Regions from separate parts of the Homo sapiens genome. Here region 2 is linked to region 1. Evidence: chromatin loops called from intact Hi-C (ENCODE). Cell type or tissue: endothelial cell of umbilical vein. All regions are shown on one strand. Links, peaks and the distances in the headings refer to the core of each region. The heading gives the core; the rest is flanking DNA. Region 1 has its middle 81 kb from the start of GPRIN3. Region 2 overlaps LOC105377328 (a long non-coding RNA gene).

What was found. Hi-C counts contacts between places; a loop is a spot of excess contacts. Peaks named below come from ENCODE experiments on the same cell type or tissue, not always from the same donor. Only the 100,000 strongest peaks of a DNase experiment are listed, where the experiment ranks them.
Region 2: a loop joins it to region 1, with 7 times the contacts of the local background. A loop is called at or near these places in 2 of 110 quality-filtered maps.

Annotation. Positions count from the first base shown.
Region 1 is chr4:89,225,805-89,228,730 of GRCh38, reverse strand. No RefSeq gene overlaps it. Among named protein-coding and RNA genes, the nearest start is that of GPRIN3, 81 kb to the left of the region's middle. In endothelial cell of umbilical vein, for the core only: a CTCF peak has its summit at 1,596 (motif pointing left); a DNase peak (open chromatin) is centred at 1,580.
Region 2 is chr4:89,481,240-89,484,165 of GRCh38, reverse strand. The region is part of intron 1 of LOC105377328 (a long non-coding RNA gene); the gene reads left to right. Among named protein-coding and RNA genes, the nearest start is that of GPRIN3, 170 kb to the right of the region's middle. In endothelial cell of umbilical vein, for the core only: a CTCF peak has its summit at 1,710 (motif pointing left); DNase peaks (open chromatin) are centred at 1,015 and 1,705; H3K27ac peaks cover 782 bases.

The DNA.
Region 1 (2,926 bases), core at 209-2,708:
GTTCTGTTCATAATGCTTATCTGTGTTTAGTGCATGTCTTAGTCATGGAAACAGGCAAGGTTATGGTGGCCTGGGTTTTCTTTTTTAGTCTCTACTATACTCTTGGGATATTGAAGAGTCTTCAAAACCAAAATTATCCCAGTTTAATTTAAAAGAGCCAGAGAGAAATCCTCTTTTCACAATTTGACTATTCAACCTATAGATTTCAGAGGGTTTCTATCCCCCTAACATGAATAGGAGTAATATTAAAATCTTCTAAGCCCACACGCTGCCTATAATATAAGCTGACACCTTTAAAGTGTTAGCGTTTGTAGCCATCAACACCACTCCTTGATGTCGCCTGCACCTGGCACACCATTCCTATACGTCCCTCCAGTAGAGACAGGCAGAAACTACATCCCATTTATGAACTAGCACTAGAAATTGTATAGCATCCTTTCTGAGATACTCCATTAGTCAAGGCAGTTACAAGCCCTGCCTAGATTCAAGGGGAGAAAACAAACCCCACTGAGAAGTGTGTCAATCGCCTTGTAAGGAAATCATGTGAGTTTGATAACCATATTGGTGCCGCCATCTTTAGAACATAAAATCTGTGCTCTGTCGTACCCTTCCTCCAAAGGTAAGGCGGGCCCAGTTCTTAGACATATAATGACCTTTCTCTCCTGGTTCAGTTGGAACCAAAGACTTACTTTACTCAGCTGTAGTATCAGTAATTAATAACTTTACATCATTCGTGAAAGTTCAGCTAGAAATGAATAATATTTAAATTAAGAATGCACTACGTAAGACTTTGTAATAAACTGTCTAATTGGAAGTTTATTGCGAGGTTAAGTCTCTTAAACTAACTTCCCTAATGAAACGGAAAAATTTTTTTAATAATTTGGCAAAAATAAATATTGAATCCTAAATTTAAATAAGAGAAGGAAACAGTAATTAATTGAAATCATTTATACCACATCGTTATCTAAAACCTGGCTGTTGGTAAGAATGGCATAACATTCCATTTTAATTTTTAAATATAAAGTTAATTAACAGATTTCTGGACTATGGACTTTAATAAATTATCAGTAATCACTAACAAAATAATTATTTGAATAATAAATGCCTTCTAGGTGTTTGAAGTTCCTCAAGCTGGTGGAGGGGAAAAGGAGTTTCCTCATATATTTCTTAAATCTCTTAGTTTTCCACCTTCAAACGTCTGTATTTTTTCTCTTTTGCAAGAAACTTTCAATTAAGCAACCATAACTTCAAGCCTTTGTCTAAATCATATTAAATTCTGAACAGACACGTTCCAACATGATCGTTGATCAAACTTGAGAGCAGGGAAGCAAAAAGAAAATCTACGTAGATACATCTTCATTTCTGTACCCTGTATGAAAAAAAAATGTAGTTACAATATCGCCAAGGTCTTCTCTGGAATTTGAGACCTCAGTAAAAGCCTTTTCCGTATCCATGGATTAAAGAAAAAGAGAGTGAACTGCCCTACCCTAAGCGTTGGAACCTGGAGTTAGCCTTGCCAGGGCAGTGAAACCCAAGGAATGAAGCCACGGGTTGCATGAGAAAAACCAAGCTGTGACTGCCCTCTGCTGGAAAGGTCTGGATGACCTGTCTCTGAAACTCTTGGTAGGCCCTAGAGGTAGTTCCCCTCCACTCTCCCTCCTGCCAACTGTGAACAAAAGTTCTCTGAAAAGGAATTTGAAGGAAAGAGACTTTATTCCAGTGAACAGTTTGCTAACTGGTGAGACACAGCCTTAGGTGTAAAACAAAGGTGGTTCCAGAGAACAAAGAAAGAGTGTGGGTTTTATAGCAAAAGCTTCAGCCCAGCTTCCCGAGCAGGTCCTTTTATGTAAACAAAGGATTCAAACTTCCTTATTGCTGATTGGCTGACACAGCTGAGTTCTGATTGATTGATAGAGCCAAGCTGTGACTGGTTGGTTCAGGTGAGCTCTGAAAGTCCCAAAGTTAAAAAAGTGTGGCTTTTTGTGCATCTCAGAGTATGTGTGTGAACTTTAGTCAGCACATAGCTCCTTGGTCTATTTTAAATAGCCACTTGGGATCCATTCTGAAGGACTGACTCTTTCAAGTTCACATTTGTTCACACAACTAAGCCCATAAATGCCCCATCAGCTAGTTGCTACAACCTCCACCCTGTCTGCTCCAGCCTGCCACCATGCTAGATCTTTCTTCTCCTTAGGTCTGTACTGTGACTTCTTAATTAGTAGTAAGTAAGCCGTGGGTCTTTGCTTTCCCCATTAATTGCCAAGGTGACATTCTGCCACAAGCCTGAGACATCTGTCTCTTCACCAATTCCACCCAAAAAAACTGAAGTATTTTATCTTTAGAGATGAGATGGGCAAAATAGGCTACAAGCATAGCTGACTGCTGTACAATCCACTCATGCCTCTGAGTTATCTTCTTTAACACACAGCTATTCTAGAATGGAATAGAAAGGTCTATGCCCTACAAGAGACCCATGCGTGAATCGTAATGTGTATGCTAACTAAAATAACATATTTCTAAAGAACTTAATTATAATTGCATAATTGTAATTACTTTTGTCCTAGATTAACATATTTGAAAAAATAAATTATTTACATAATTCAAAAACCTTGAGCTCTTACCCGTCTGTGGATTTGAATGACCATACATCATGATTTAAGCCAAAATTTATCTGATTTATCACGCTTATCTGTACAATTATCAGCTACCTCCTTAATTATATTTCACATAGCCACCTCTGACAATCCCTGGGGAGTTACACAAATGCCCACAAAACAGTAAAATTGTATTCTTCCCCTCCTCGCTTTTAGATGGTTTCTGCTGTTTGCAAATCCATCATAAATACCATTACCACAGCTCCAGGTACTTTCTGGGGATTGCCTGCCAATCCCATGAAGTTGTCTCCCTGACTTTCCAATGCCTAAAG
Region 2 (2,926 bases), core at 176-2,675, 260 kb before region 1:
ATCTAGGTAAAGAGAAATTCAAAACTCATGTCACCATGGCAGCAGGAAAGCACAGACAAGAGTGGCCCATAGGTCTACTCATTGGATACACACTGGCTATGAAAGAAGTGACTAGGAAACAAACAGAGGTTGGGCCATCTCATAAAGGGAACTGAATTGCAAACGATGGAGTTTGAATATTTTCACCAGGAAAATTGAGTTGCTCATTTCAGATCCTTAGATCATGGTAGAGAAGTGTTTCCATATCTGCCTCTCAAGTCAAATTCCTTTTAGCGTCTACTCAGAGCTATTTTCCTGGGTTGGGTTTACCCTAGCCTCATTCTTCTTATGATTTTGATTTCTTACTGGCCTTAAACTAAGGCTTTTGGGTCTGTTATTTGCTATAAATCTTTTACACTAGATCAGTTTACACTTTGGATTCTGAAAAATCTTTGTTTTCCCCAATTTCTCTCAATATTACAAATTACAGACCAGTGGTCCCCAACCTTTTTGGCACCAGGGACTGGTTTCATGGGAGACAATTTTTCCACAGGCCAGCAGGGTTGGTTTGGGGATGAAACTGTTCCATCTCAGATTATCAGACATTAGGTTCTCATAAGGAATGCACCACCTAGATCCCTTGCCTGCGCAGTTCATAATAGGGTTCACTCTTCTATGAGAATCGAATGCCAAGGCTGATCTGACAAGAGGGGGAGCTCAGGTGGGAATGCTCACTCACCTGCCTCTTGCCTCCTGCTGTGCCGCCCAGTTCGTAACAGTCCGCAAACTGGTACCAGTCCATGGCCCGGGGACCAGGCACCCCTGTTAGACAACCACCATTTTGCCCTCAGAAATTACTTCTTATACTTACTGTCAATTTTAAAATACTTTACATTTCCTCCCCAAATATATTTTATCATATTCAGTCCTTGAATTTCCTTGATCACTTGTAGTAAGTAAAGGAGTATCCTGGGAATCCATCGGTCATCTCCCCGGACTATGGAAGGTGGGAAAATAATAGCATAGGAAAAGGCAAAGAGGCAGGAGGAAACTTCACCCAGACTTAGTCACTCTTACCCACCTTCCAACAACCCTGAGTCACTTTCTCTTAAAGTGTGAAATAATCCTTTCTGTGACCTGTCAACAAAATACAGAAACAACAGTTTTGAAATGCCTAATATATAGGCCCCAAAATATTCACAGCTAATTAAATTCAGTTGATAATTCAACTGCAAATCATAAATATACATGCTACTTGAGATTCTGCCTAGAATTTAATTTTCATCCTAATTCTAGCAATAACTAACCATTTTTCCACTATATCAAGTTTTGGGTTTTAAACACTAGGTCAAACAAACACAATCTTGAGGTTTCAGTCTATGAGTTTATAAATTTTTAAAATCATCTATCACTATTCTTCTACTAATCTCAGCTTATTGTAAAATTAAGTCACCATATGTTCTTTTTAGTTCGTGGTCTCAAGGAAAATAGGACAATTTCAACTAATAAAAGGAATTATAAAGATTTTTCACATTTCTAGAACTAATTATTAAAATGTTTGCATGAATCAACCAGCTTAATTTGGGCTCTGCACAAGTCTACAGTAAGTAGGTAAAATGACCATGAATAAATCACAGTTCTCTCCATAATTTCAGCTTGGTCCACTTGCTTTGAACTGGTGTTCCCACCTGCTTCACTCTCCCTTAGATCACATTGTCAGGACTGCCATCTACTGACAGAGCTGGCTGCATCTAAGTGAGATGATTTAAAAGAGTGGCCATGTCATTTGTTGACCAATCAGGACAGCTTTGAGAGTCCTGATGTAAAAAAAAAAAAAAATTTTTTTACATAGTGCTCCTCAAAAAAAAGTTAATTTTTTTCTAAAAAGAAAAATACAGATCTGTACAACTGAAACAAAATATTTAAAACTTCTTTGTATTCATTTCATTTTCTGAACCTTAAAAGATAATATAAGCAGAATAAATATTCTTGGTACATATCCATGTTCTAAAATAAAATTTTTTAGTGATATCTTTCTCTAATACCATGTCACTGGAATTTTCTTGAAAAGTATATTTTTAAAATATAATTTTATTATTTTTACATTTTTAAATTTAAATGCCTTTCTGAAATCATTTGATTTAACGTAAGGGATGATATATTTTCATTTAAATTTATCATCTTATTCAGTGCTTTCTATTTTTCTTGCCTATTTTATATTCCCTTGTCTCTCCATTCTTGCCTTATTTTTTTTTTTCAACTTTTAAGTTTCAGGGTACATGTGCAGGATGTGCATGTTTGTTACATAGGTAAACGTGTGCCCATGGTGGTCTGCTGCACCTATCAACCCATCACCTAGGTATTAAGTCCAGCATCCATTAGCTATTCTTCCTAATGCTCTCCTTCCTGTCTCCCCACTACAACAGGCCCCAGTGTGTGTTGTTTACTCCCACATGTCCATGTATTCTCATCATTCAGCTCCCAATTATAAGTGAAAAATGCAGCGTTTGGTTTTCTGTTTTTGTGTTAGTTTGCTAAGGATAATGGCTTCCAGCTCCATCCATGTCCCTTCAAAGGACATGACCTCATTGCTTTTTATGGCTGTATAGTATTCCATGATGTATATATACCATATTTTGTTTTTTATTTTTATTTTATTTTAGGTTCTGGGATACATGTGCAGAACGTGCATGTTTGTTACATAGGTAAATGTGTGCCATGGAGATTTGCTGCACTTATCTACCCATCATCTAGGTATTAAGCCCCACATGCATTAGTTATTTGTCCTGATGCTCTCTTTCCCCCTGCCCCACTGACAAGCTCAGTGTGTGTTGTTCTCTCTGTGTCCATGTGTTCTCATTGTTCAGCTCCTACTTATGAGTGAGAATATGTGATGTTTGGTTTTCTGTTCCTGCATCAGTTTGCTGAGGATGGTGGCTTCCAGCTT